6 separate regions of the Homo sapiens genome follow, and all the other regions are linked to region 2. Evidence: chromatin loops called from intact Hi-C (ENCODE). Cell type or tissue: chondrocyte. All regions are shown on one strand. Region 1 holds the start of PRICKLE2 (prickle planar cell polarity protein 2). Region 2 has its middle 100 kb from the start of PRICKLE2-DT. Region 3 has its middle 7.6 kb from the start of PSMD6. Region 4 overlaps LOC105377123 (a long non-coding RNA gene). Region 5 has its middle 52 kb from the start of PRICKLE2-DT. Region 6 holds the start of PRICKLE2-AS3 (PRICKLE2 antisense RNA 3).

Region 1 (5,000 bases), 120 kb after region 2:
CGCCTCTTGGTCATTTTTACTCCTTTATTTCCTAGATTCATAGCAGTTCAAAGCATTTGTATTGTATCATATGGAAAATGGCATATCAGTGGCTCACCCACATTAGATAGAACTTTGAGATATGCTCTAGGAATAAAGATGATTTTGCAGTCTTCCCTTTACCGCTTTCTCCCCACCTTTTGAATTTTAACTGGTTACTTAACTAATTTGCGCTGAAGTTAATGGTGGAAGCATGATTGTTTCTATTAATATTACCAATAGCTAACACTTATTGAGTGTTTGCTATGTAACAGGCTCAGTGTTAAATGATTCACATTAATGCTCATTGGATTCTCCCAATGGCCCCATGCAGGTAGGCACTATCATTATGCCCTAGGTTACATATAAGGACCTCAGGCCTCAAGTCATAGACCTAGCAAGTGTCACAGCCAGAGTCTGACCCCAGGCAATCCATTTTAGACTCCATGTTATGATGTTAATTCTTATGAAGTTGGTAGTGATGTGTCACATCTGTTCCAGGTGAAGAGTAATCTCTTGCTATGTTTCAGCTGTCTTCTTTATTTCATTGTTGATCACCTGTGAATTGCCTCTTATATGACCATGCTGATCATGAGTAGATGAGAGAGTAGTGTACCCATTTTTAAGAAACTGAGGCATGGAAAGTTGAAGTGACTTGTTCGTGGCCACACTGGGTTAGAATGTCACTGCTTCCACTTGGCTACTGGGGGCCCCAAACTGTTAGACTTGCTAATTGACTTTTTGAAGGATATTGAGGTCTGGGGAGACCATCTGCCTCCCTACACGCTCTGAGTTCTGTGTGATGGAAACTGAAGGCTGAGTGTTATTCATTTGCTTGTATTTTATTTCTCTTACTGAGAAGTTATTCCAGGTCTCATGATTTTCACCATGAAAGGTCTTCTGGGAACTAGAGAGAAGCATTCTGAAAGAAGTTATTAAGCATTATTAATACAATTACATACAACAAAAGACATAATTTAACTTCCCCACATCCAACAAAGAAATTCATTTGAAGCTTCAGGAACTGCAGCTGGAAGGGCAGAGCTCATCAGAGTGGGTTCCCCAGGCGGGGGAGTGTGGGCAAGGAGCCGTGCTAGCTGCTTTGTCCTTTGGGACACTTCTGTGCATGATGGAATATTCCTCCCTCCCAGCCTCCCCAACCTTTCCCTCACCCTTTACTTTCACTCACAGTGCTTCCTTATCACAGGCACAGAGTCCAGAATATTGCCTGGCTCTTGCCTCTCTCCTGGCCCGGGATACTGCACAGGCAGCATTGAAGGAATATATGATTTTAAACAATTAAAGATGACCATGGAAATACTCAGATGCTAGGAACAGTGATCAGCCTAGTAGATAGTATGCCTCGGTGAATTTTTCTAACTTCATTCAAAATATCAGAAATAGCTATTGAGTATGTGATATTGTGTTAATCTTCACCATAGTTCTATTCAATATTTTACTTTCTTTAATTGCAGTAGCCCATAAGGCCCTTGAAAGCAGAGACTGTGTTTATACCTAGCCTTTAGAGCTGTGCATGGCATAGAGTACGTGCTTAGTAAATATTTATTGAATGAGTGAATGGTACAGATGAGGTTATTGAAGATCCCACAAGTTAAGTTACTTGCCTAAGATCACACTGCTAGCAGGAAGGAAAGGCAGGATTTGAACACAGGGCTCTCCAAATGTATAGATTCCTTTCTTCCAGATTGCTTGGTTAGGCCGCCTAGTGGTGTATAAAAATGGAGCTCGGAGACCCCAAAGGTATTCAACAAAAGCTCTATCTGAGGTCTAGGAAATGTGGATTCTGACCCATCCTTGCTGAAATCCTGGTGTGACTTTAGAAAAGTCCTTTCTCCAGTTGTCTCCATTTTCTAATCTGTAAAATGAGGAGATGGAAGCAATGCTCTCTGAGGGTCTCAGGGTCTTCAGATGCCCTGGGAAGGTTTATGCTTTGTCTTCTTCTGCATGCAGTTGGAATTGGGGTAAGGGGTTAAAGGGCAGCTGACTGACTCACCACCCAAGCACGTGAGGAAAGGAGTCACTTGTGCTTTATTTCGAGGTGCACAAAAACTCAAAGGTGACATAGTCTCAGGCCAAAAAACAAGCAACACCCGAAAATGAAAGTTGAAGAGAGAAGAGAAAGAAAAAAAAAAAGGAGAGGCATTTTTGAAGGCTTGACACAGCATTTAATTAAAAAAAGAGTGCTCTGATTCCACTCCTAGGTTGGTGCAGCATATAATCTGAAACAGGCGCTCAGGTTGATAATTGTGCCCAGATCTGAACCTTGGCACCTAAGAGCACAGCTTTTAAGAAGAAAAAAAATAGGCATGTGTCTTTAAAGCCTCTCTTCTTATATGTGATTTTTTTCATGCTCATTTGGAGGTTACGTAGCTGGGCCTTTGCATCCAGCAAAGGCTTCCTTCCCCTCTCCCTGGCTTGGGGATTATTGATTTGGAAGGCAAGGCTAATTTACATGTAAATAAATCTCAGCACTGGGCAGCAGGATGGGACGTCCAGATGCCGTGACTGACTTGCTGACATCACAGCTTCATTAGCATGCGGAGGATGCAAGCACTGCAACAGCGACTTCTCAGGCACCACCAGCAGCGCCACCGAGAGTTATTATTATTTTTTGACCAAGCAGCACATTTCCTGGTTCAGTGGCTTGAGCTCTGTGAGCAGCTGACTAGTCACCCCGGGTCTGGCTCAGGATCAGCTGGTGACGCTGGGCTGGAGTCTATGACTTCTTCCTTCAGATTGTCATGAAGAAGGGGAGTTAAGAGGAAACTGGGGGTCCTCCGGAAGGCGATCTGAGCACTCAGGCTGATCTAGAGGAAGAGTAGAAGTCATACTTTTTTTCTCTTGCTTGGTGAATTCCCCAGCAGAGTCTGGATCCAGCAGTGCTGTTTTCCCTGAGGGAATGTGGAGCAGCTCGGCTTGAGTCTGTTGCCAGCTTCAGGAAGGGTTCAGACTGAAAAGGGGGTTTGAGGAGAAGATGCTTTGGCTGCCTGAGGTCCTGCTTGCGTTCTTAGAAGTCAGATCCAGGGAGAAAGTGAACTGGGACAATTGACAAGCTCCAAGGGTCTGGCAGAAGCTTCCTCCGAGACTGGGCATTTCATCCTCCCTGGAGGTGGGTAAGAAATTTGCTCTAATTCACAAATTAAACAGCAGTATATTTTCTAAGGAGGATGAGAAAGCCAGATCTAGGGCCTTTGCACTGGGGGAGGATATTGGGTCTTCGTTTTCTTGGCCAGGTAGCATTTTTGGTGGCCCTGCGACCCCTTTTGCCTTTTCTATGCTGATTAGAAAGCTCGATTACAAAGTGTTATGTCACAGCTCTAGGGAGTCCTGAAGAAACGCTTAAATCTTGATGCTTAAGAAGAAGCAGCGTTTCTCTAAAAGTGTAGCTTTCTTTAAAAAACCATAATAATATGGGGAAAGGGGCTAACAGACCAAATACCTGATAGCGTTCATGTACAGTAGTCATTTCAACACATGATGTCAGAAACCATTAGGGGATCTGAGGAACAAGGACTCAGCTGAGACTTCCAGGTAAAGAAATGGCTTTCAAATTATTTAGGTTTAATTTTAGACACTGCTTTCAGATTAGAAATGGTGACAGAGCTTCAGAATATGACTGCATAGCCTGGCTGAACACATGATTCGGTTTGCCCTCTATGCTGGGTTTCTTGAGGGAGTGATCATAGTTAGTTCTCCTCACTCTTGGCTTCTCGAAAACCAATCATAGCATTACTAATTTGCCATGGGGGTCTTGCAATGAAATACAGATTTTTAATCCCATGGTTTTTTGTTATGTGGTCTTGGACTATGCTGGGGTCCAGTGGGACTTTTATGAATCATAAATAATCCAGGCTGGGCCAAATCACACTGAGGTTAGCGATCCATACCAGATGTGATGCCATCCGCTGGTCCAAATGTGGCTCTTGTCTAACTTAGGCACATAGATTATTTCCCCAGTGAGAGAGTTCTGCTTCCCATATCAATGCATGTATGAGCACAGTCAGGGGAGGGCTCCAGTGTGCCATGAATATGTAGACATAGACTGCCGTGTACTGAATCTGCAGCTGGTAAGGCTGTGATTTGCTTTGCCTGCACATCTCTTCCCAAAGAGTGTTTTAAACCATCTCAGTGAGACTTAAACTAAATGAAGCAGCCTTGCCTCTTTGCTAGAGGCCAAATTGGCTGCTGTAATCCTGCTCCTCAGAAGGCTTACTGCCTGCTGATGGCTTTCACAGATGGGTCAGGATGAGGGTCCCCAAGGGCTCCAGAGTAAGTCACAACTTTGACATAATTACCATATTTTGGAAATTTGGATTTTAATGCCTTGAGTGCTTATAAAGGTTTTGCCTTTCCATCAAATGCTCCTTCCCCTTGGGAATTCTGTTTTTCATGTGAAAATTAAAACATACTGGCTCCATCGGGCATCTCAGTCTATAAAGATTCACGGGGCAGCCAGAAAGAGTAAAATAGCATTGTTTGAAATGGTGTGTTTATAAAGATTTACCCATGAAATGTGAGGGAATAAAATAGAAATAGAGGAAGAAAGATGCATTTATGGAAGCTTAAAGAATGAGAAGGGAACTTAGAGGTTAGATAGTATGAGATGATATTTATCCAGGGCTCAGACTCTGGAGCTGGAAAGAGCTGAAGATACTTAAAGCTACCCATTCCTGCCAGTAAAGTGGAGAGAGCAATGGAATCTATAGTTAGGGTGATAGGTGTAAGGATTTAATGAGATGACCTATGCAGAGCACAGTGGCAGCCACATAGTAAATATTCAGTAAATATTAGCTGCTATTGTTGTTGTTGTTGTTGTCATTGTTACCATTTTGTCATTATCATTATAAGTGTTGTTGCTAAAAAACAGTATTGAAAAGGCAACATGTTCACATCCATTTGCCTGCAGAAAGGTTTTGCTAGCAGAAAAGATGCCATCTCTGGTACTGTTATATCCAAATGAT
Region 2 (5,000 bases):
CACTGGGAAAAGAGAACTTCCCGTATCAAGACCAAATGTTTATCGGGTAAAAAGTTTCCTTTGTTTACCATTCTTTGGACAATGTCTGCCTGTAGTTGTAGATGCTTGCAGGACAGACAAATATATCTTTTCAGGTGGTGAGGTAGCTGACCTCTAAATTAATTGACCCATGAGGGATGATGCTTTTTTCTAACACTTTGCATGCCTGGGGGTGCTGTAAAAATAGCCTCTTGTTCACGCTGAAGCTCCCTGGAAGGTTTTTAAATTGAGTGAACTGAAGAATTTACAATAGTTAGGTCATGGAGGGGGTTTTTTAATTGTATGATGTAGCTGAGAAGATATCTGTAAGAGGAACTCAGACATCTGAATCACAGACTAAATGGGACACTCAATGTGCTCATCTTGTCATGTGTGGTTTGGGGTTCAGACTCCTCTACTTCAAGTTACTGTTCTTTAGCCAGCAGTTTCCTCTGGATGAAAACCAGCCTTCCCCCCACTCTCCCTGTCATGTCAACAGGAAGATATTTTACATTAAGAAAAGATTCCTGGGAAATGAAGAAAGAGAGCTGGGAGTTGGGCTGAAAAACTGCAAACGGTTCTTGAATCAAGTGATTTTTGTCTTTCTGTCTGGTTGGCAAGGTGACTTCACCCACATCCCACTCACACATTCATCCGAGAGTAAGTCCAAGCTAAGGATACAAAAGGCAGTCTGTGGCAACACGTTCCATAGAACAGCTACGATGAACATTAAACATGTTTAATTATCAGCCCAGATGTATATCCTGTGTGTTGGATAGCGCAAATCTAGCAGAGGAGGGATGAGAAACAGGCTCTTCTCCATGGTTAATAATGTCATATCTATCTTTGGGTAGCATCTGATTACAACCGTGTCTATTATTTAAAAGGTTCTTTAAAAAAACATGACCACAGGGGAAAATGGAGTGGCTGTTCTCTTCCTGCCGTCTGCAGATTATGTTTTAATCATGCCGCATCTAAAGATGCAGCGTTTTCTCATGAAATTTGTCAAAACTAATAAGGCGATTTTCTAACCTATGGTAACCCCACTTAAGTAATTTATGTAATTACTTAGGACAACCCAGGCCTGCTCTAGGTTTTTAGGCCATGTTATTCTTTTTCTTTATTCCCTTCAAGACCTACTTGGGATGAACCAATACCCCTAGGTTAAGCACTTCCACTCGAATCTTGTAAATGTATGTGCAGCTGCATTTTCAAGGGATGAAAACATTGCTGTTTAGACGTTAGGTTCATTTATATAGAAGGAGATTTTAATGAGAACAGCTTAGAGGGCATGATACTTTTAGGGTCTGGGGAGAGAGTTAAATGAGAGAGAAGCAAGACCTCCTTGAAGCTGCCATAGTCCTAGAAATCTAGACTACTAAGCTGTGAAGGTATTTAGCCAAGCCTGGGGTGGTGGAGGGGCAGGGGGGCAGAGGGTTGTTGGGGGAGCTTGCAGGGAAGAAAGCATTCTTGTCAGACTGTACTCTGTGGAAGCCTGGGGCCCTACATGTTCCCTGAATGGGTAATGACTCATGGTGGCATACCAAAACTCAAAGCAAGGGTCAGCAAACTGTAGCCCGTTTTTGTAAATAAAGTTTCATTGGAACACAGCCATGTGATTTGTTTCATTATCATATGTGGCAGCTATTGCGTTACAGTGGCAGGACTGAGTAGTTGTAACAGAGACCATATGACCTCCAGAGTTAAAAAGATTTACTATCTGACCCTGAAAAGAAAGAGTTTGCTAACCCTTGAACTAAAAGGCTGGATTTTCAACTTATAGGCCACAATTTCCCAAGGGCATCCATTGATGGGCATCAGTGTAATGAATCTCCTGAAGTTATATGCAGAATATTTTATATGTGCACATGCCCACATAGGATTTTCTGGCGAGAGAGTGCATGGATTATAATAGGTTTTCCAACGTGTCTATGATCCTAAGATGAAGATCCTTAACTTGAAAGGATATGCAAATTTTACCCCAGTTTACACTCTTGACTTCTGCTTTCCCTTGTATTCTTTTTTTATCCTAAACTCTTTAGGATCCTGCTAAGTAATTGGTCTGAAAAATAAATTATATCTGAAGTCTAACAGGAAAGTATTTTATTCCATAAGAACAGTTTTATCTTAACCAGGGCCTTTCATGCTAGAACCTTAAGGTGTATGTTATAGGGACAGCATGAGAAACTAGATCACGGATGGGGTGGGAGAGGGGGCTGCATGGCCAGGAAACTGCTGGCTGGAGGGGTGTGGAAGTTTGCATCCTGCCTAAGGAGACAGTAAGGGCAGTTATCTTCCTGGACAAATAAGGACATAAAACCATAACAGTAGCTTCTTTTTAACAATGTGTAAGGCAATATGCTGAGCATGTTATATGAAATATCTGACTTCATGCTCAACATCCCAGCAAATGGATGTCTGTAATATTAGAACAGTGGCCAGCACAAAGTATGCACAATGTAATTGTTAGTGATTATCCTTTATCATCCTCAGCCTCACCATTCCCATTTATCATTTGAGGAAATTGAGGCTCAGACTTGTTCAAGATTTCCCAGCACCTAAATAACAAAGGAGGAACTGGAAGTTGGGTCTGTCAGTTTCAGAGAAACTGGAAGCCAAGTCTGTTCAATTCCAAAGTTTTCACCTTTTAAAAAACCCTATTCTGACCAACTCCACATACCCCAGTATGTGAGTCCTCTTTCAAAAGGCACCCAGAAAGGCTCCTGTGATAGTGGTGTTAAGAGACACATCTTCTCCCACATTTCCACCTTATCTCACTTCCTTGAGAACCTTACCTTGAGTATCTTGGTTCCAAACCAGTGGGTCTCAAGCCTCGCTGTCCATCAATGTCACCTCGGACAGATTCTCAGTTACCATGCCAGGACCTTCTGCATCAAAACCTCTGGGGGCGGGCCCTGGAAATCTGTGTATTTCATAAACCTCAGTGGGTAGTTATGTTCTGGCCAGCCAAGCATTGGTCCATCAGCTGCCACTTGGACATCCCTATTCTAGATGCCACCTAGACTCTGGCCATGTAAGGCCATGGGGGTGAGGGTGGGAGTGTGTAACTGCTGCTAAGAGCTGACTGCTTGAACCAAGGTGACTCACCCCCCTTTTGGAAACAGGCAAGATGTTCCCTCTTTGCAGTTGGGTCCTCCTGTCCAAACAGAGCCAGCAGTCTGTGGGTGGTCCCAGGCATGCAGGAGGGCTCCCTTCTGGCAGAGCCAAGAAAGAACAGGCTGAGATGCAGTTGGTTCTTAGGAAAGGAATAGAGAAAGGTGGGGGTGGTTGGCCCAGAAACAGCAGGATTAGGAAGTCATTCGGAACTCCAACTGGAGCTGGAGGAGGAAGAATTTTTGTTTTTTCCTTTAGGCCTCATTTTAAGGTCTTTACTACATCTTCATTTAATTCATAAGAGCCATGGAAGTTTAGAACTGTCCTGAAAAAAAAAAAAAAAGAGAGAAAGTAAAGAAACGCACATTATAACAAATTATAGCCCTGTAGTTTAAATCCTCGCAGGTCTAAATTACGTACTGACTGAAAAAATGAGAGGAGAAGTCCACGGGGTTGGAAATGGCTGTGGAACACAGCAGGCGAGCTTGCCAGATTCTCCATGAGAAATCTGCACCCCTCTCAAAACAATTAGAGCAAGTTGCTCTGTGTGTGCGTGTTTGTGTATGTACGTATTTGCTAGTCTGCACTGGTCTTTTGCGGGGGTCGGAGCAATTAACCTTGTTTTTCCTTTTAGCTAGAGGTCTGGAAAGAACTTGCAGCATTTAAAATTTGGAAAGTACACAGGGAACAGACGTATTTATGTTAAACTCGATATTTGAGAGTCTTCTTTCCTCCGAAGCAACATGAGTAACTACCAGTGGGAACTGACTACTTTGAGTCATGCATGTAGATTTCTGTCTGGCTTTTCCTGGTGAGCTGATGTCCTTGGAATCTCAGGGGTATATGAAAATGTCATTCCTAGCGTTTTGCTAAAGCGCTCTTCCCCTGCGTTAACTCATGCAGTGGGGGATGTCATCAGTGAAGTGTAAATTGCCCATAATATCTCGGCTAATTAAATTATTAGACAAGTAAGATCCTTTCACAGTCTAACTTCTCTAAATTATTTGCTGCTCAAACCCATCCAGATAGAAAGTTTGGATTGGGATGCAATCTCATGTTCTATTAGTATATGGATTTAAGAAGAGATGGCGGATGGAGTCAGCCTAATTAAAATGAAAATCTCATTAGGTGAGGAGAAAGAGAGAAATTCAGTGTCACACTTGTACTACATTAACAATCACTTCTCTCCCAACCATCTTCCTTTGGCTGAATTGTTCTTATTTAGAGACCAAGACACAAGCTCAGTTGGCTTGCTGGCTTCTCTGCCCCCTTGGGGAAGGGGGACCAAACTAGAAGCTTGACTCTTCCATAGAGAGTATTAGAAAATTCCAGGGAGAACTGGCTTCAGAGCTGGTGGCTGTGTTAATTATAGCCCAGGGCCTGGAGGGACCTCATTGCCTGGCCACTCATCATCATATTCATTTTTCCTCAAGAATAAAAATATTTCTGTTTTTAACAGCAGGCAGGTACAGAAGTGGGGCTGGGCCAGGCTTAAGGGGAGCGACTGAGCTCCAGCCTCTGACCTGAATCATTAGAACTGTCTTTAGGATGGGTAAATAATGGAAGTGGCCCTAGGCCCTTATTTTTATCCAACAGCTTTATTGAGATATTATATATTTCACGTACCATACAGCTCACCCATATAAAGTATACAACTCAACGTTTTTTGGTGTATTCCCGTGGTTGTTCAACTGTCACCATTAACTCCAGAACATTTTTATCACCCAGTGACTAGCATTCACAGCCAGGCACAGTGGCTTATGCCTGTGATCGCAGCACTTTGGGAGGCCGAGGTGGGAGGATCACCCAAGGTCAGGAGTTTGAGACCAGCCTGACTAATGGTGAAACCCCCTCTCTACTAAAAATAC
Region 3 (5,000 bases), 310 kb after region 2:
AAGACTCTGTCTCTAAATAAATAAATAAAAATAACGGGTTAGGCGTTAAATTATTTCTTCCTAAAATAAAGCTGAATGTGTTGGAATCATTGTTCTCTATTAATAAAAAAAGAGGAATATTAAAAATTTCAAGCAAAAATTTGGCTTGTTCATGGTCTAGGAAACCTACTAGGCAGCCTGCTTTTGAAAAGGAGAAGATAAGGCTCCACAACACATGGCGTGACAACCATTTATGACCTCTCCAGAGACAATATTCCACATGAGACCATCCGATTAGAAAGCAGAGTCCATGAAATAGACTTGTCTTGCTATTTCTGTGTGCTTTTAGGAAGCCTATGCTCACTGAGAAGAAAGAAAAGAATGTTCCTATAAACTTGTGATGGAAAAGCAATAAAAGCCACCAGAGACATTCTGAAATTTTTATTCTAATATTTCACTGACCAGAAGGAAGAAGCAGGAAGCCTTGCAAGGTTCAAGAAATAGTTGTCAGCAATAAGGAGAGACCACATTTTTCTGCCTCGTATAAAGCTTAAAAAGCAGGGGAATGGTGTTCAGAGAGAAAAGAGCAATTGATCTAATTGGACTAGAAGAAAGTATACTTTAAAAATTTTTTATTATGATAAAAATGCATAAAATGTGGCATTTTAACCATTTTCTTATTTCTTATTTTTTATAGACAGGGTCTTGCTCTGTCACCCAGGCTGGAGGGCAGTGGTGCAATCATGGCTCACTGCAGTCTCAACTTTCTGGGTTCAAGCCATTCTCCTCCCTTGGCCTCCAGTGTAGCTAGGACTAAAGTTGCAAGCCACCATGCCTGGCTAATTTTATTTTTACCATTTTCAAGTGCATAATTCACAGGGATTAATTGCAACTATCACTGCCGTCTTTTTCCAAAACATTCTCATCACTCCCCACAGATACTCTGTACCCATTAAGCACTAACTCCTCATTCTCCTTTCCCCAGCCCCTGGTATCCTCTGTTCTACTTTTGTGTGTGTGTTTCTTTATGAATTTACCTATAGAAGGAAGTATTTTTGTGTACCAGGGAGCAGTAAAACTAAGTCAGTGAAAAGACTACCTCTTAATCGATTCAGTACTGAATTCCGTAGACAAGCGAAGCCACGCAAGGTTTCAGAGCAAAAAATACAACCCGGCTAGAGCATTGCTTTCAGAAGCTTCATCTGGCAGTGGTTTGTGGGATGGATTGGGGTCTGGAGACCAGTTGAGAGGTTGTTATAAAAGCCCAGGCTGGGGGTAAGGAGCACTTGGAGCCACTACTGAAATGAGAAAGAAGATTTAGGAGACATTTTAGGGAATATACAGGAGGAAGCAGCCACAGGACCTGGCAAAATTACCTCGGGGTAAAAAGGGAGGGAGGATGACAGATGTTTTGAGTCTGGGTGACTCGGGTGATTAATTTTTAAACTATGCATTTTTAATTAGGCTTCTATAAAAAGTCACAAAACAGTCATTTAAATTATCAACAAAGCGTTCCAAAAAAAGATCAGAATCGAGTGTGATGTTCTTTTAGGAAAAAAACCTGAATCAAACAAAAGAATTCTATCTTCTAAATGTCAAGGTTCATGTGACATGACATGGCATTTTATAGGAAAGGAGGGAGGTAGGGAGGACCAGGGTAATCAATCAATCTAGAATGCTCGAAGGTAGGAATTCAAGGGAGGGAGAAGGAACTGACTCTATAAGGAAGGCCATTATTCGTGGAGAGCATGTTGTGGCTAATATTTAATAATAAGAAGTACGATATTATGGCTAGAAGCATGGAGTCTGAATCCAGACTTTTTGAGTTCAAATCCTACTCTGTCATGAACTAGCTGTGTGACCTTGGTCAAATTGCTTAACCTCTCTGAACCTCTGTAATATGGGTTAATATAATATCTATCTGATACAGTTGTTTGATTAAATGACTTAATATATATGTAATGCTTAAGTACCTAGCACATAGCAAGTGCTATACAAGATTTTGGCACCATTATTATTCTTAGGCTAATTTAAAAGAGCAACGTAAAATTTAAAAAGTTTCCCTGTAAGGTTGAATAACTTACTAAGGAAATCAGAAATAAAGGAATCACAAAGTCCGACATACAGCCACAGCTGAAATACCTCTTTTCTGTGATTTAAGAATGCTGCCTTCTTAGGCCAATGCTAATTATTCACCTGCTTATTAAACATTATTTAAAAAACACTTAAATTGGTATGATACTAACTCACTTTTTAAAATTCATTGACTTGGAATTTTTCTAACCAAGATTAAGTTTATTTGTTTCAATGGTCTGAGTCCATTCACTTTTTTTGCCCATGACAAGGGATGCTGAGTTGAACAGGAAGTAGGGATCAAATCAATAGATAGTTGACTAAATGAAGGAAACAATGATTTGTATATTTTCCGAGGCGATCTTTGAGGTCAAGGTCTAAATTTAGGAATATGGATCTTTAAGGATTTTTTGCTTCATTTGTAACTAAAATCAGGGCAGCGGTTCAAAGGACAGACTCAGCTTTTACACCAGTGGTTTTTTTCAGTGATTTTTCTCCTGTGAGATTTAGAAAATGCTGTGCTTACCATCCAGTGCCTCTGTCGTGCACCCCTGTCCTTCGCTAGGGCTGCACGTCGTCACACCCACCTGGCCTAGAATTCCCCATCTCCGGGTGGGACCGGAAGACAGTCTACCTCCGCACGCCGTGCTCTGCGGGAAGCGGTGGATACTGCTGCCCTCTGCTGGTCACCACTTGAAACACTTCTGGGCTTTTCCGAGGAAAGGGGCTGTGAATAAGCAAAAATCGCAGCACGAGAAGAGGGATGGGTTCGAAACCTCTGTAACCCGAAACCGTCGAGCTCACCCACCCACCAACCTCCTGTGCACCTTGCAAAAAACAAAAAAAAATTTTTTTTTTTTTTTTTTCAAAATAAAAACAGGCCAGGCGCAGTGGCTCACACCTGTAATCCCAGAACTTTAGGGGGCAGAGGCAGGTGGATTGCTTGAGGCTGGGAGTTCCAGACCGGCCTAGGCAACATAGCGAGACCTCGTCTTTACAAAAACTACCCAAAAAAGCCGGGTGTGGTGGTGACCCCCGTAATCCCAGTTACTAGGGAGCTGAGGTGGAAGAATCACTTGATCCCAGGAGGTCGAGGCTGCAGTGAGCTGAGATCGCTCCACTGCACTCCAGCCTGGGCGACAGAGCAAAACGCTATCTCCAAAAAAGTATTAATTAATTAGTTAAAATAAAAACAGTACTAAGTAGTACAGATGAGTGATAGGAAGTCCAATACGGTTCTGATTCGTCCCATGATTAGACCACACCTCTTGTTTAAATGTTTACTGGTTAATTCTTTCCCAATGTTCACTTTCTTGTTCCTATGCTTTGCTCCATCAGCGGGTGGTTGAGACAGTGCTGTTTCAATATGTGCAGGGTAGTTTCTTCAAGTTTATCTTAAGAAATTGCAGTGTACTTGCTGCATGTGTTACCATAGTGCTCTGTGGCTGTGTCTTAATTTCACTTGTTTGCTTACACAAATCAGAGACTCACCCTTCTTTTGTTTTTCTTTCGATATTCCATATTCTAGTGGTTCCTTTGAATTTTTGCTTTTATAGTGTCTCTCCTCTAGTCCTCTTTATCATTTTTGTTGTTAAATAATTGCATTTGATTTCTGGAAATTGCTCCATATCAGCTCATGAACATTTTCTTTATTTATTTCTTTATTATTTTTTACAGCTGCATAATACCCCATCATGTGTTATGTACCATTGTGTATGCAACCATTTTCCTATATTTGGGCATTTAAGTTGTTACCAGTATTTTACAATTTTAAACAATACTGCAATGAATAACCTTGTGCATGGGTATTTTTGAATTTTTGGAGGTGTAGCTTCAGGATAAGTTCCCAGAAGCAGGATTGCTGGGTCAAAGGGTGAATGCATGGGTATTGTTGTTAAATTGCAGGTAATTGTTCTTCTTAGGGTCGGAGACTCCCTATGAGACTGCAAGTGACTAGTATTTATTGTGAGGATAATTTAACAAGTGATTAAAAACACTGGAATATTAGTACTCAAGAAAATAGGGTGTGACGTCAGCGAAGGCAAGAGGCGTAAACTCAAAGAGTTGGGAAGAGCAGGAATAGTAGCATGAATTGGTGTTGTAAAGATGGTTTTGCTGCTGGATTTGCATGTAAGGTTGACCTAAGTCTTTTTGCCACATAGGCTGATGATGATCCACCCCTGTGTGCCATCATTTTCTGTGGCTAGGTTCTTTTCTGTCTGTCTGCTTCTGCTCAGATTCCCTCTGGGCTCCTTTGCTCAGTAAGGCATACCTCTGTTTCTCCTGCCCCTCCTTGCTCCTGATTTCAGCCTGCTATTCAATCTCTGACAGATCCCGGCTGCTCTCCTCCAACATCCTCCCTTCTATTTCATGACCCTATGGTGTCTACACCCACTACTAGCTGGTGATTCCAGCCACAGTTTCTAATTCAGATTCTGAAAAGTAAAAGTCTGAGTGTCCCAGATCTTCCCTTTGGAACAACACTTTGTAGGCTTCAGGTAGATGATCACTTGCAGTTCAGACTGCTTCCCTGGGTGTCATGTGTCTACCCAGGATGAGTCCTACAGAAGGAGTGTGGGTGGAACTAGAGGTATGACAGGTTAACATGATTGATATGTAAATTTTAGGCAATTTACCAGAAGTGGGAGGATGGCCACTTCTCAATGGCTACGCTGGTTCAGCTGCAGGTTCCTGATTTTTCACATCATGTTCCCAGGATCGTATACTTAGCGCCCTGCAGATGACTGTGTGCTGATTTTCAAACCACAAAGAGGAAAACAAACTAGAAAAACCTCTTTATCACCACTTATTTTATACACAAAGGGGGGTAATTATTAAAGGAACTAAGGAAATTGGCACAAAGTAACTGTTTTTAAAGATGACCCTAACCCAAGCCCATCATTTTGATCTAACCTCAAATATCACTTCATCAAAAAAAAAAAACCTTT
Region 4 (5,000 bases), 120 kb before region 2:
GGGTGAATGCGTGATTTTTCCCAACTCCTCACCCATCCTGCATGCCTGCCTTTTGCCAGTGACTTTGTAGTCTCTTCCACCAGTAGAGTGCATTTGCCATCTCACTGATGTTGGGTGTAGCCATGTACTCTATTTTGGCCAAAGAAATGTGGTTGTAAATGACAGCGTGCCAGTTCTGAGCCTAGGTGTTAAGAGGAACTGCCTGTTTCCATATGCTTTCTCTTGTGCTTGTAGAATTACCATGAGGATATGCTGCAGGTAGCCTCTTTAAAAAAAAAAAGACATTTAGAGAGAAGCTGCTTCACTTGAATGCAGGCTTGCAGCTGGAAGCAGAGGCATGCCAGCTAATCTGAGAAATTGTTAGCATGATAATAAACACTTTCTGATACGTGGGGCTGAGCTATATGAGGGCTCTTTATATAGCATTGTTGTGGCCATAGTTGACTGATGCATAAACTATTTCCATTGCCACCAAAAGAGATTTCTTTTCTTCCTGACGGTTTCAATAAAAATCCTAAAATCCATTTCAATGCACCACACTTAGTTATAGGGCTGAAAGTGAAGAAGAGATGGCTCCCCACAGGAATTTGTGGTGCTCTTACCGGAAGACGGTATAAAGAATGTTGAGAAGTCAAAATGACAGGTTCTCATTGCATCATCCTTGAAGGGGCTGCGGGTACCTGTGTCCGATGTTAAGCCAGGAACCAGCCTTTTCACATCTGTACCGAACCTTATAGGGCAGAGCTCAACCAGATCTAAGAACCAGTTACCAGCTGGCCAGCTAGGGATGCCCAATACATAGCCATTGGTGTTCCACCAAAATCAAAAAGACCTAACCTCTAACTTCTCTCCCTTTCCAGGCCAGAATGGATAAGGTGGGCTTGTTCGGCTGGCAAGCTGCTATTTGGTAACTCACTGCCCTCCTCTGCAAGGCCAGTTCAACTCAGAAAAGTTGTGGGCAGAATGGTTGCTGGGTCCTGATTTAGAGCAGTCCTTTCTTTGCCAGCTCTGGTCTTCAGTTGTACTCTGGGGCTTTAATCTCTAGTGGTGTGGGTGCCCCACCAAGTCTCTGTTCTTGAGAAAGAACAGTCCTGAATTGAAAGCATGATGTGTAATAAATGGAACCCCTTTGCCCTGCTTTATAGGGTCTATTAAGTCTATTAAGCTTCCTGGTGAATATCATTGGAAATTAAGCTGATTTTTAAAACTGCAGAGGCTCTATTTTGCTTTCTTCCCCCAAATCCCACCTTTCTACCTTGACCTTTTTCCTGCTGTTTGGCAGCTGCTGTCTTTAAGGAATGCCACTTGGCTCCAAGATATTCATGGGGCATTTTTGATGGGCATTGCTTTGGGAAAGGGCAAGATTCTGCCTCTTTCTGACAGTATTGTCTTCCAAAGCTGCATGGCAACTCATCCTTCGGCAGGGCATCCATCGTGTAGAAGCTCTTGGAGCTATGAAGAGAAGATTCTGTTTCCTCTACTCCCCAGGGATTGCCCATCACTCTTGCGGTACTACACACCATCCCCATCCTTTGAATGCCAAACCTCTTCATCGAGCTGGGAGAAAATGTTGGGAGAAGGCTGGGGAGGGGGAAAGCAAACACTGGTCAGTGTGTTCACTCTGATTACACCATTGTGGGTGAGACAATAGCTACTGTGAATACAAGCAGGCAGGGTTCAATGCTGCTTTCTTCCCCTCGTCAATGCAATTTTGATCCAGCCAGGGCTACCCTGCAATTTTGATCCAGCTCAGTCTAACTGGGGCAGCCCAACCTGGAAACCAAGCCTCTCTCTGTTGGGGGGTGGCTCCTCTCATCATTTGGGAGGTTATTGGGACCATGCTTGGAACGTCCCATGAACGTGGGCCACTCCAAACCCACCAGAGCCTCCATGAACCAGCCTAATTGTTATTAAAACACATCTTTGATATAGACATGATTGCAAGTACCAATTATTAAGCTGTTGTCCCTCACCCCAGGGCCCACGAACCACTGTTTTGTGATGCAGTGGTTGGGGCTGCCATTTCTCCCGACCAGCTGGTGCCACATTTGGTTCTGCCACTAGGAGGCACCAGAGGGAGAAGGCAAAATTGAAGGATTTAAGAGGGCCTCCCACCTTCTAGTTTGCATCAGCTTCACCCTGGCAATAGCAGTCCGTTTCAGTCTCTAGCTTTCTCAACACACTCAGTACCAGCCTCTCAATCATTACTCTGCTCCGTAATTTACAAAATGTTCCTACTTAACAACGCCAGCCAGATGCAATGGCTCAGTGTGTAATCTCAACACTTTGGGAGGCAGAAACAACAGGATTGCTTGAGGCTAGGAGTTTAAGACCAGCCTGGGCAGTATAGCGAGACCCCATCCCTGCAAAAAGTTTGAAAGTTAGCCAGGTGTGGTGGTGCACACCTCTAGTCCCAGCTGTTCAGGAGGCTGAGGTGGGAGGATCACTTGAGCCCAGGAGTATGAGGCTGCAGTGAGCTATAATTATGCCACTACACACCAGCCTGGGCAACAGAGTGAGACCCTGCCTCAAAACAACAACAACAAAAACCACCTCTGGTGTTTTTTTTGTTTGTGTGTGTGTGTGTGTGTGTGTGTGTGTGTGTGTGTTTTAAATCTCAGCTCTGTGTGTGCGATTTCACTCACAACAAAGAAGAGAAGCATCAACAGCTGGTACAATAGGGAGCAGGGTCCCCTCCTTCCTAAAGATCCAATTTCATCCCGGGTGGTGGATAAGGCTAAGAAGATAAAAAATGACCTTTCACCTCTGGGGACAGTAATGTAAAATTAATTTGAGGCTTTGAACCTAATGAGCTGGCCCATCCTGGTGCGTACCCCATGAATAACACAGTATGTGCACAGCCAGCAGCCCAGCGATCTTTCTTCCTCTGATGGGGCTTGGGATGAGAGGGGGGATGAGAAAGAAACTCATTTTGAAAAATAATCCTCAGAGGAGAGAGGTCTGCTAGGTCTTCATAAACCCAGTATTAGAGGGAGGAAGAGGGGGAGGGGAGGAAGAGAGAGAGAGAGGGAAAGAGAGAGAGAATTATGTGCTTTTAATCTGCTTAGCTTTTCACTGCTGAATAGCTAAAGGGCTCAGACAGGCAAGAATATTGTGAGGTGGTTAAGTCCATGAACTTGGAGTTAGACCCCTTGGGGTCTAGGCTTGATTTGTGACTTTTTAGCTGTGTGATCTCCAGCATGTTTTTAAACTTGTGTTTTTGGGATGTTTGGATTAGATAGTACATGGAAAGTGCTTGTGTTTAGGCTAAGAATCTGGTTATTTTTGCATTTTTTGGCGGTGATTGAGGAAGGGGGGAGCAATTCGAGGGTGATTTATCCACAGAATATGAAGTCTGAGGTTTCTGCTCTGACAAGAGGAAATGTCTAACAGCAGAAGACAAAAGTGAAACCGGGCTGATGCGAATCACTGGGAAACTGGCTTTGGCACCTCCAGAGAATGAACTGTTTCATAGCCTAGCTGACCATCCATGAAAATGGCTGCCTGGAGAGGCAGTGATCAGCCCATCCCTGCAGGTATGCAAACAGAAGCTCTCTCCGCTGTATGAAAGGATGTATTCACTTCTTTCTTTTTTTTTTGGGGGGGGGACAAAGTCTTGCTCTGTCGCCAGGCTGAAGTGCAGTGGTGCTATCTCGGCTCTCTGCAACCTCTACTTCCCGAGTTCAAGTGATTCTCCTGCCTCAGCCTCCTGAGTAGCTGGGATTACAGGCACATGCCACCACACCCAGCTAATTTTTTTGTGTGTGTATTTTTAGCAGAGACAGGGTTTCAGCATGTTGGTCAGGATATTTTCGATCTCTTGACCTCGTGATCCGCCTGCCTAGGCCTCCCAAAGTGATGGGAGTACAGGCGTGAGCCATCACGCCCGGCCTGTGTTCACTTATTTCTAAGGATCTTTCTCCCATTCAAATGCTGGCTATTCCACTTGCTAATTGTGTTGCCTGGGTCATTGAATTTCTTGGAGGCTGGGCTGCTTTATCTGTGGAATCAGGCCAATGGTGCTATTGGCCTCCCTCTTATGATCTCCCTCCCTTTCCCTTTTACTCCCTTCCTGCCACCAACTAATGCTCATGATGTGCTGGGCACTGTGCTAGGCTTGGGAGATACTCAGAGGAAGAAGATGGTATAAGCACTCCCTGGGAAAATACTCAAACACTTAGTTTTAGGTTTAGAAGAAGACAGACAGATGAACAGATAATTATAAAGTAATTCCATAGATGCACTGATGAGATATGCGTTGAGTATTCTGGAAGCACAGGAGAGTGCATCTAACTCTTCAGGTGTGAGACAGAGATGGGGTCAGAGAATGCTTTGGTATTGGGCATTAGTGTAATAATTACATGGTGGGGTATCTCTGGCAGAGGAAGCCATATGAACAAAGACCCAGGGACAAGAAGACAGCATGGTGTGCAGGGAACTATATAAAAGGCAGCACAGCCGGGATAAAAAATGTGAGGGAAGAGTGACGGGAGATAAGGCTGAAGAGTTAGACAGGGGCTAGATCACAGAGGCCCTTCTCTTCCATGTTGCAAATGTGAACCATGAAACATCAGGCTGATTTTAAGTAGGAGACTGGCATGTTTGGGTTTCCATTTGGAACGACCTCTCTGGAGACTGTATAGAGGATGAGTTAGGAGGAGGCAAGGCCAGACCACCAGCTAGCAGTGTTGAAGTCAGGAAGTCATCTAAGCTAGAATGACGATGCCACGAAACATGCTTCTTACGGGGTTGTGGTGAGAATCTGATGATGGAATGCCCCGGGAAGCTTGTAGTAAGACATGAACTGCTTCCCACAAGCCAAGGGTCATTATAATTATGATCACTCTATAAAACATTGGTTTGGGTGCCCATCATATAAACTGGGTCCCTCCCATCACTTACCCAAACAGTGGCAACAAAATCCATACATTTGGTCAAAACCAGTATAAATGGTTGTTGGGCTTAACAAGAACCCTTTAAAAAGTAATGAAACCACTGGG
Region 5 (5,000 bases), 51 kb before region 2:
GCCAAGGTTGGGTCCCTACAATCCAGGTCATGTGGGAAGAGCTGATACCCGGTCATTGGCCAGGATGCAGCAGTAGCATCTAGTCATAACAAAGTGCCAGGATCCAGGGTCCTGATGGCTATTGATGAAATGTCGTTGAAAGAACTTAGTGTGGTTCCCTATGCCAGCTATGGTTCAGAAGGGGCATCACTTACCAGTGACAACTGTTTCAAACAAAAGTATGTGCCAATACATCTCAAAATCTACAAATGATTTAGAAAATCTTAGAAGAATTTGATACAGAATATGTGGTACAGCTTACATCAAATAGTAATTTCTGGCAACAGCTCACTTTAATGTACACATATACAGAATAAAAGAATACATTTTAAATTTTGGTATACATTTATATATCAATTTATATTAATTTATATTTGGGATATAATCAATGAATAGTCTCATTTTACAGAAAAGGAACCGAGGATGTCTGATGCCAAATGCTGGGCTCTTTTCCCCTCCATTCTGCTCCTTGGAGCTTTGTTGATTTCCTCTCTGCATGATTTATATTCATAGATTGGCAGTAGCCAATCAGACATCATGTCTTGAGTCTTGTCCTAACTTCTCCCTAGAAACTGTCTTAGTTAATGTACAAATGGAAGAAACGCTAAATTAGACTAGTCAGGCATTGGGTAAAATGTAGGCGTTTTTAGACAGAATAGACTTTCTGTCAGTAACTGAAGAGGATTCAGAAGCTCTGGAATTGTCTATAAATAAAGACAGCAGCATGACAAGCCCATTGAGGCTCATGTGACTACAGAGAGGGATGGTATAGCAGAGTGGTAAAGAGCATGGAACCAGACAGACCTGGGTTCAAGTCCTCACACCTCCTTTTACTATTTGTGAGTTGTTGGCCCAGTTGTTTAACCACTGGCTTCAGTCTTTTCATTTGTAAAATTGATATAATCATTACATATGAGAGAGAGGGAGTACGCATACATAGTTTTATTGTGAAAATTAAGAGGAATAACGGGTAGAACGTGCTTAGCACAATGCCCAAGACATAATAATTGCTGAATAAATGTTTGTAATTATTGTTGCTATTTCTGTTTTTAAGCAGTTATAGACAGTAAATAAACTCTACTCTAGCTTTGTAAGAAATGTGCAACCTTTGTTTGGAGGTACTTTAATATTTCCATTTATTGGTGACATCCCTCTTAGTTCTCAGTACAGTCCCAGTTTATAAATATAGTCATTCCTTGGTGTCCTTGAGGGATTGCTTCCAGGACCCCTGGGGATACCAAAATCTGAGGATGCTAAAGTCCATGGAATAAAATGGTATAGTATTTGCTTATAACCTATGCTGATCCTCCCACATACTCTAAATCATCTCTGAGGTATTTATAATATCTAATATGATGTAAATGCCATCTAAATAGTTGTTATACTGCATTTTAAAAATTTGTATTATTTTTATTACTGTATTGTTATTTTTATCGCCTTTTTTGTTTTGTTTTGTTTTTTGAGACAAAGTTCCACTCTTCAAGGCTGGAGTGCAATAACGCAGTCTCGGCTCGCTGCAAACTCTGCCTCCTGGTTCAAGCAATTCTCCTGGCTTAGCCTCCAGAGTAGTTGGGATTATAGGCGCCTACCACTGTGCCCAGCTAATTTTTGTATTTTTAGTAGAGACGGGGTTTCACCGTGTTGGCCAGGCTGGTCTCAAACCCCTGACTTCAGATGATCTGCACGCCTCGGCCTCCCAAAATGCTGGGATTACAGGCGTGAGGCACCATGCTGGCCTTTATTGGGTTTTTTTAAAAAAAAGTTTTTGATCCTTAGTTGGTTGAATCCATAGATATGGAACCCACGGATACGAATGGCTGACTGTATTTTTCCACGTGACTCATGTATCAACTGGAATACACCAGCAACACATCTCAGAAATGTCCACCTTTTGCCATCTAGACTGCTCTTCCCAGGATGTGTTTTTCAGCTGGAAGAACATAAAAATCCTAGTCGAGCCTACTGTGGGTTTTAGAGCATATGGCCACTGTCTCTCTAATTTACCAGGACTAGCATGGTCTCTTATTACATCAGTCACCCTGATTCTTCCTTGCTCCTCCTGTCCATGCTATTTGTGTTGCCCTCCCACTCTGACTCCGAGCTCACCCATGGCCATGGGACTGCTTTGGTCAATAGGATATCAGCAAACCTGAGGCAAACAGAGGCTTGAGGAAGTGCAGACATACTTCTGCTCTCGCTCTTCCACTCCCCCATCATCACAAGAAAGATGTGCCTAGTGAGCTGACCATTCCAGGGAAAGAATGAGAGGCACACGCAGTAGAGCAGAGTAGACCGGCCAGACTGAGCCGTAGTCAGCCAACCCCCAGGTGTGTGAGGGCATGCAGCCTAGATAGGCTGAACTCTGTAGATGCATGGAAAATAATTGCTGCAAAGGTCTTGCATCTGGCATGGTTATGCCACAGGTAACTCATAAAACCAGGTTTGGAAGCTTGATTTCTGGTGGTCAATTTTTCTACAGCAGAAGTATTGAATTTTTAAAAAAATGTTTAAAAAAATTTATTTTCCAAATATGTTTAAGCCTTAAAGGGAATGTAGCTGCAAGCTGGCAGATTTTCAGGAGTGCCTACCAGATTTTCATCTCATGGCAGGATGTTGTTAAAGTCTGTAGGGAAATAAAACCTGTGTACTCATTTGAAGCTGCTTGTAAGTGCCACAAACAATCCTCTGTAAAAATAAGGAAGGGGACTTTGTTTCTCTGCAGGATTCTACTTATAATTGCGTAGAATAGTGAGAGCTTGGGCCCTCAGATCACTACAAAGCAAACTCTTGGAGGTGACAGTGGCTGGTACAGGAGTGATGTGGACTTCTTGTGTGCTCTGCTGCTGAGGACACAGGATAGTACCAAAGGGCAAGTCATTCTTGCCCTGAGTATTCTACAAACTGGGGACATTCACCAGAAGACCCCATTGCCAGGGACTTTAGCAGGGAAAACACTCATGACCACCTGAATCTACCTCCTTTGGGATGCCTGGTCCCTGAGCTGTTTAGGGACCTGAACCTCCCCCATTATTGCACCTTCTACTAAGTGCTTGTTTGGGGGAAAGTCAAACTCCCACTTGACTATGATTGCTTAGAGGGCAGTGGGTGGGACTTATTCTTATTTTGTTTATCAACTGTCTGGCATGTAATGAATGGGTGAACCAACAAATGAGCAAATGGATGAATGAATTATGTTCCACTAAGTATTTACAGGTTGCTAGTTTGCTCTCCGTGGACTGCGAAAAGAGAAAGAGACATGTGTGATACCAGACAAGCTATGTAATCTTTTGAAGCTTTAGTTTTCACATGTGTAAAAGGCAGTAATAATAGTCATTGCTTCATAGGGTTGGAATGAAGATTATTCAACCAGGCCTAAAGGATGTGGCATAGTGCCTGGCACACTGTACGAGGCTGATACTAAGTCAGTGGTGGTGGTGATGATGCTGATAGCATTTATACTTTGATACGATACATTATGCTTACAGACATAATTTCCCCCAAAGAGAATCCATCTGCCAGCATTCAGCGGAAACGTCACCATGAGAAAGACAAAGTCCCAGTGGGAGTGAGGGTACTGCAGCTGGGAAAGGCGGAGGGGGCCATAAAATGGCACAGAGTGGGCAGAGAAGAGGACATCTAAGGAGAGACACTAAGAAGTAGGTGGCGTTTGAATGGTGGGTGAGATTTTGACAAAACCTAGTTTATGTGACACAGACTTCGGGCCTTCAAGGAATTCTGAGAAGGTACAGATCTGCCTTGGTTTGTGGACCTAGAGCTGGGAGAACTTGGTGAGGAAAGTGTAGCTGCCATTGGCTTTGGGAAAAAAAGAAGAGAATTCCCCTGGGAGTGAAAATAGAGGAGAAAGCCTTACTTTACTTCTCTTATTCCTTATAATTTTGCTTACTTTCCAAACAGGTATAGCACATTATAGAATACCTCCTTGGTTTCTTTTCCTTATTTCTCCTGTTTCTTTCTCCATTTCTTTCCTTTCTTTTCACCACTCATAAAAGACCACAGACTGTATCTGGACTCTAATTTCAGACACTGTTGCTTATTTATATTGTGGCTTCAGGAAAGATATTTTGCTTTCTGGGTCTTGACTTTCTCATCCGTGAAATGGGAAAATAATTCCTACTTCAAAAGGTTTTGGGGAAGGTCACTTAAGGTAGTGTATAATAAGGGTTAGGTTTAAGTGTTCTTAATGAATTATGGTGACCTTCATCATTCAATTTTTATTTCTTCTGCCACTCAAGTAAAAGGGATCCTGTTCACCCTACCTGAGATGCTTTTAATAAATCAGTATAGACCCAAAAGTTCCAAATGACTCAGCTTTATTTTGTGGCTCAGTGACCTCACTCTTCATCTGAGTGGTCCTCCCATTGGACAGTGAGTTGGTTACCATAATATGCCATCATATGCCCATGGATGTTTCCTTTGAGCATGTGACTTCCCTGAGCCCTTGCCTTCCACTGTCCAGTGGCTCCACATTCCACATCTTGCCTTTTAACCAAAGGGTGCCACTCCTATAGCTGATAACCAGTGTGCAAGAAGAAAGTCTAGTCCCTTAATTTACATAGACCTCTCTTCTGATTTCTTGGTGCTTGTTACTAAATATTTTAATTATCACCCCAGGCTGCCAACTTCACAGGCATAGATTTGCAAGAGGAATCATTTAGAGGTAACTAATCCATGCCTATCTATGAGGAATATAATTTAGACACTGAAAACACCTAGCCTGTGACCAGATGTCCAGACACAGGTAAAAGAGAGTGAGGAAACTGGAGAGAGTTTTCATTAAGAAATTCATTTTCTAGAAAAGTTAAGTTCATTAGAGAATCCGTGTTTCTGAGGCATCTGAGTTGGATCAATTCTCTGTGGTACAGAACTGAATCACACATAGAACACATTTGTCCTTCACTCACTAAATACCCGTAGTACCAAAAATGCCCCCAAACATTTCC
Region 6 (5,000 bases), 160 kb after region 2:
ACAGCATGAGTCACACAGTCTCTTTCATTCTTAGGGATGGGAAATTTCTCCTAATCTGAGGTTGACCTTAGTGACTAAGGAATTCATCTTTTCCCCACCTCCAGTTTCCCCACCACTGCAGGAAGCAGCATGGCCCTGCTTCAAAGATTTGTTTCCCTATCGACAATCTCTGTTTATCCTTATCTCTTCTCACTCTCTTACCCTGGCTTTACTGTACTTCCTCCAGGGGCTCTCATGTTACTGGTACAGACAGCGTCACGTACCTGGGCACTCAATAGTGACATTCATTCAGCAAATATTTTTTGAGTGCCAACTATATGGCAAGTACTTTCCTAGGCACTAGGGGACAGCTGTGAATAGAAAAGCAAGTACTTCTGCCTTTGTGGAGCTGACAGTTTAGTGAAGGATGCAGACAACTTAATAGCTGAATAACAAGACACATTCAGAGACCGACGTCTATTAACAAAGCAATAAGAAAGGGTGATATGATCTGGAGCAAGGAGTTGACAGGCTTTGTCTGTAAAGATCTAGATAGTAAATATAGGCTTCATGGATTGTACAGTCTCAGTGGCAAATACCCAACTCTGATGTTGTAATGTGAAAGCAGGCATTGGACAATAGGTGAACAAATGGGCATGGTCATGTGACAATAAAACTTTACTTACAAAAACAGGAAGGGGGCCTGATTTGAAACACAGACCCCTGATTTAGAGAATCTATCTACTTTATATTGGATGGCTAAGAGAAGCCTCTCTGCAGAAGTGACATTTGAGCTGGGACTTTACATGGAATGATGGCTTGATTACCCAGATTTGGTCTGCCTCGTCCCGTGGTTTTCAAAACGAGGTTCCCATACCAGTAGCACTAGTATCACCTGGGAACTTGTTAAATGTAGACTCTTGGGACTTGCCCCAGACCAAATAAACCAGAACTCTGAAGATGGAGCCCAACAATCTGTTTCAACAAAGCTTTTAGGTGTTTCTCATGCATGACAAAGCTTGAGAGCCATTACTGTTGGCTAATGGAAAAGCCACATTGCTAGGAATAGATGAGGCCACATCTAGACTCCATCACTTAACTCTGTAACCTTGGGCATCTCAAGCATCAGTTTTCTTAGCTGTAACACGGGGATGCTTCTGCCCAAGTCTAAAGTAGCTAACAGAGAAGAAGTGAATTCATCTTTGTAAGGATCCTAGGACAAAGCAGACACCAAATAGGTCCTCAGCAAATGGTAGCTGCTGTCCTCATCAGAATCATTATTTGAATCTCCAAGACACTGAAGCAGATTTGCGTGCAGATACGGATGAAGGGTGTGCCCCAGAAGCTACCCAATCCCATTCCTGTCTTTTTGCCTTTGACTGGCATGCCCTGGATATCACCCAAATACAAGGCTGATTGTTAAAGGAAAACTCAAGATGCTTTTAAAAGTCTTTCATTGGCCCTGTTTCTTCAGCTCCCTTTCTGGCCTGTTAACCTAGAGCATGCGCTGATACCTTTTACTGCAGGACCGTGAATTATACAGCTGTGACTCACCACCACCCGGCTGGGGCCACAGTGCCAGGCGTCCAGCTTTACCGTTAGCTTTCAGGCTACTGACAGTTTGCTCTTTTATGTGAGAAGCTATTTATACCAGGAGGGACAAAGGCTGGCAGATGCTGGGGGAAGGGAGAGAAGAATGATAAAATGGTTCATCTCCCAAGGTCTGCTGGGTGGTTTTGGCTTATAGGAAAGGAATGCACAATCTAATAGCCCTTCTAAAACCCCCATAAAAACCATCATTAGACTCACCAGCCATTTGCAGAGTGTTGTCTTTATTTCATTACTCCATCAGCACATGCTGAGATCAAAATGGAATTTCATGGTACAGGGAGATGCATGTCTCTCCAACTGAATTGGATTAAATTCCCCCTAAGCTGCATCTCCTAGTTAGCCTTCACTGTCACTCACCTCGGTGTTTTCAATGCAGTTTGAGAGATGAGTTGGGAAGGGAGGGAAGAAGGGGGCAGGGCAGGAGGAGGCTTCAGAGCAGTCCACCTCACTCTTCTTGGGAAGCTAGTCACATGAACAATGCTGTATTTATCTTGGCTCCAGAAATACACTGATGTCATCAGATGGCAATGGGAAATATGCCTGTGTGTGCAGCTTTCACTAAAACTGCCTGTTAATAAACTTGTTTTCAACGGAGCTGTCAGAGTTGGGACTAGAACCTGGGTTCCCAGGCTTCAGGGCCTCTGCCAGATGAAGTCAGCAGCAACACGGCCAGATTCCACCAGCAGGGACTTGTCAAGGCTTGCGTGCAGATTATGAGGCCTAGAAAGGCCAAGGCTCATTTGCAAATGCAGGATGAGAGACCTGCCATTGGAGTTCTAGCTTTCAAGACAGGTATCTCCAACCTTTACAGTAAATTCACTCTGGGGTCCTAAAGTTTGGGACTTGGCCTCTTACTTAGACTTCCTGCATAAATTCACAGCTGCACACCCTTTCTGCTGACTGGGCAGTCTACACTGTAGCCTGGTGTGAGAGTTAATGTAGTATCAAGATGATCTCCTCTGCCTTATGACGCAGGAGATATTTTGAGTAATTTCATGGGATGATTGGATTAATCCACCACCAAATCAGCAAGTAACTAACTTCCTTCCTCAATCTATTTATCTGCCTGTGCCTTCCTTTATGCATTTATTTGTGCATTCAGCCATTTATTCGTTCAACAGTTGTTTATTAAGTACCCATATGTGCAAGCTGTTAGTATAGGTGTGATTTCAATATGGCAGTTTTCCAGGTCCAATCAAAAACTGGAGCTTTCCAACACCAGTCTTTATATGTTGCTTTAGGTGGCCTGGAGCCATACAAAGGTAGATGTAGAAAGTGTCTCATGGAAGACCCATGCAGACATCAGGCTTTGTGCTGGCCTCCGATAACTTCTGTCTTTTGAGTAACTATCCTTCTGGGCTCATAAGTGTTTGAGAGTCTAAGCTTCGATGATAACTAGCTCTGTGTTCAAATTTTAGCTGTGCTGCTTTCCAACATTGGCCAAGTTAATTCACCTCCCCAAACTTTCATCTCATCTTCTGAAAAACAAGGATGTCAGTACTTAACTACAGCATAGTTGTGAAAATTAAATGAAACAATGTTTTAAACATTTGGGGTTTTTAAAGTGGCTGCTCTTAGTTTTCTTTTCCATAGTCAAAAATTGGAAATAACTCAAAAGTCTATCCACAGGTACATGGATAAACATATTGTATTATATCTATATAGTATACTACTACTTCACAATAAAAGTGAATGAACTGTTGATCTATGCAAAGTGAATCAGAGTCTGAGAATCATTATTCCAAATGAAAGAAGCCAGGCAAAATAGTACACACTATGTGATTTCATTTATATAAAACTCTAGAAAATGCAAACTAATCTGTAGTGACAGAAAGCAGATCAATGGTTACTTGGGGATGGGGAAATGAGAGGGAGGAACGACAAAAGGATTGACAAGAGTTCTGGGGGTGATAGGTACATTTGCTATCTTGATTATGTTGATGCTTTCATGGGTACATACATATGTTGGAACTTACCAAATTGTATACTTGCATGTGATTTATTATATGTTGATACCTCGATAAAGTGATGGAATAAATGAATGAATGAAGTTACTCTTTAGCAAACAGGAAGGCAAGCTTCCTCCCATGCCAATGGTGGAGGCTTCCTAAGGTTTCATCAATTGCCTCAGGGAGTAGCTAAGTCTTTTGCCAAGCTTTTGTCAGAAAGAACTGCTCAGTATTAATCATGCACAATGAAAAGGAGATTTGGGGTAGAAACTCATCAACATCCAGATGGATGGCACAAGAAAATGAGTTCCACAGACTGGCTCATTTCATAATCTCTAAGCTCCCAAGGACAGTGCCTAACACGTAGTTGGCACTCAGTAAACAGTGGTGGTAGTTGTTATTGCTATGGCAATTATTAGAGTGGTACAAAAGTAATTGCTGTTTTTGCCATTACTTTTATCAGATAATCTAGCTTGGGGACTGACTTTTTCTAATTCTTAGTTGGGAGGCTGTCTTTTCCTAACTTACTGAAAGATACCAAAAATTCTAGCAGCAATCTAGGGGGGGTCTGTAAACATTAACTTCCCTACAATCCTGGGGTCCTGAGAAACCTTTCTGACTCTTGCCAAAGGGTGTTAGGAAAAAAGAGGTGGTGTCTCCATCCTCACTGGATCCAGTGTTTGGTGAGAAGGTAATAATTTCCTCAGGGTTGATGATCAAAATTGTGAACACTTAATCTCTGTATGTTCCCAAGGACAATATCTAACATGTAGGCCCTAACATTTGGGCTTGTATTATAGTCTCCTTTCTCTTCCATCATTATGTAAGTTATTGCAAGAATCATAGCCTTAGAGAGGCAACCAGGGAAAAAAGCTGCAGTGCCAACCAACTAAGTTTGCCAACCACTTGGCAATTCTACGTGTGTTGAGAGAGAAGGTCAAATGACATGGATAAATTTGAGGTTGGGCTTGAACATAGTTGTGAAACATCCATCTTCTTTTGTGCCCCATTGCTGTGTGGATAGTCAAGAATTCATCTGGATGGTGAATATGCCATGAGAAACAGCTCTTCTGGCCTGGAACAGTGACTCATACCTGTAATCCAAGCTACTTGGAGCCTGAGACAGGAGGATCGCTTGAATGATGGCTTGAGTCTAGGAGTTTGAAACCAGCCTGGGCAGCATAGCGAGATTCCATCTCAAATTTTTTTTTTTAAATCAGTCAGTCATTGGTGTGGGCCTGTAGCCCCAGCCATTCAGGAGGCTGAAGCTGGCAGATTGCTTGAGCTCAGGAGTTCAAGGCTGCAGTGAGCTATAATAGCACCATTGCATTACAGCTGGGTGACAGAGCAAGGCCCTGTGTCTTAAAAAAAATAAAATTAAAATAACTAAACATAACTAAAAGAAACAGCTCTGCTGAAATATGATCAGTGGGACCATTTTCTGTGGTCTTTCTCAAGCAC

Evidence for each region. A loop is a pair of places that touch in the nucleus more often than their neighbours do. Peaks named below come from ENCODE experiments on the same cell type or tissue, not always from the same donor. Only the 100,000 strongest peaks of a DNase experiment are listed, where the experiment ranks them.
Region 1: a loop joins it to region 2, with 1.9 times the contacts of the local background. A loop is called at or near these places in 3 of 110 quality-filtered maps.
Region 3: a loop joins it to region 2, with 2.8 times the contacts of the local background. A loop is called at or near these places in 4 of 110 quality-filtered maps.
Region 4: it touches region 2 in a loop (2.2-fold over the local background); 2 of 110 quality-filtered maps call a loop at or near these places.
Region 5: a loop joins it to region 2, with 2.8 times the contacts of the local background. A loop is called at or near these places in 10 of 110 quality-filtered maps.
Region 6: it touches region 2 in a loop (2.4-fold over the local background); 6 of 110 quality-filtered maps call a loop at or near these places.

What each region holds. Positions count from the first base shown.
Region 1 is chr3:64,223,058-64,228,057 of GRCh38, reverse strand. PRICKLE2 (prickle planar cell polarity protein 2) reads left to right here and starts at 2,592. Exons shown (of 8, transcript NM_198859.4): 1 at 2,592-3,148. RefSeq lists a silencer at 2,411-2,705. In chondrocyte, CTCF peaks have their summits at 2,624, 3,809 and 4,010; a DNase peak (open chromatin) is centred at 2,712.
Region 2 is chr3:64,339,693-64,344,692 of GRCh38, reverse strand. No RefSeq gene overlaps it. Among named protein-coding and RNA genes, the nearest start is that of PRICKLE2-DT, 100 kb to the left of the region's middle. In chondrocyte, no CTCF peak of the experiment used is centred here; a DNase peak (open chromatin) is centred at 2,971.
Region 3 is chr3:64,028,576-64,033,575 of GRCh38, reverse strand. No RefSeq gene overlaps it. Among named protein-coding and RNA genes, the nearest start is that of PSMD6, 7.6 kb to the right of the region's middle. In chondrocyte, CTCF peaks have their summits at 2,504 and 2,728 (motif pointing left); no DNase peak of the experiment used is centred here.
Region 4 is chr3:64,460,804-64,465,803 of GRCh38, reverse strand. All of the region lies in intron 5 of LOC105377123 (a long non-coding RNA gene), which reads left to right. Among named protein-coding and RNA genes, the nearest start is that of PRICKLE2-DT, 18 kb to the right of the region's middle. In chondrocyte, CTCF peaks have their summits at 1,845 and 2,050 (motif pointing right); no DNase peak of the experiment used is centred here.
Region 5 is chr3:64,390,593-64,395,592 of GRCh38, reverse strand. No RefSeq gene overlaps it. Among named protein-coding and RNA genes, the nearest start is that of PRICKLE2-DT, 52 kb to the left of the region's middle. In chondrocyte, no CTCF peak of the experiment used is centred here; no DNase peak of the experiment used is centred here.
Region 6 is chr3:64,184,394-64,189,393 of GRCh38, reverse strand. The region is part of intron 2 of PRICKLE2 (prickle planar cell polarity protein 2); the gene reads left to right. It overlaps PRICKLE2-AS3 (PRICKLE2 antisense RNA 3), which reads right to left and starts at 1,850. Exons shown (of 4, transcript NR_046702.1): 1 at 1,789-1,850. In chondrocyte, a CTCF peak has its summit at 2,287; a DNase peak (open chromatin) is centred at 1,553.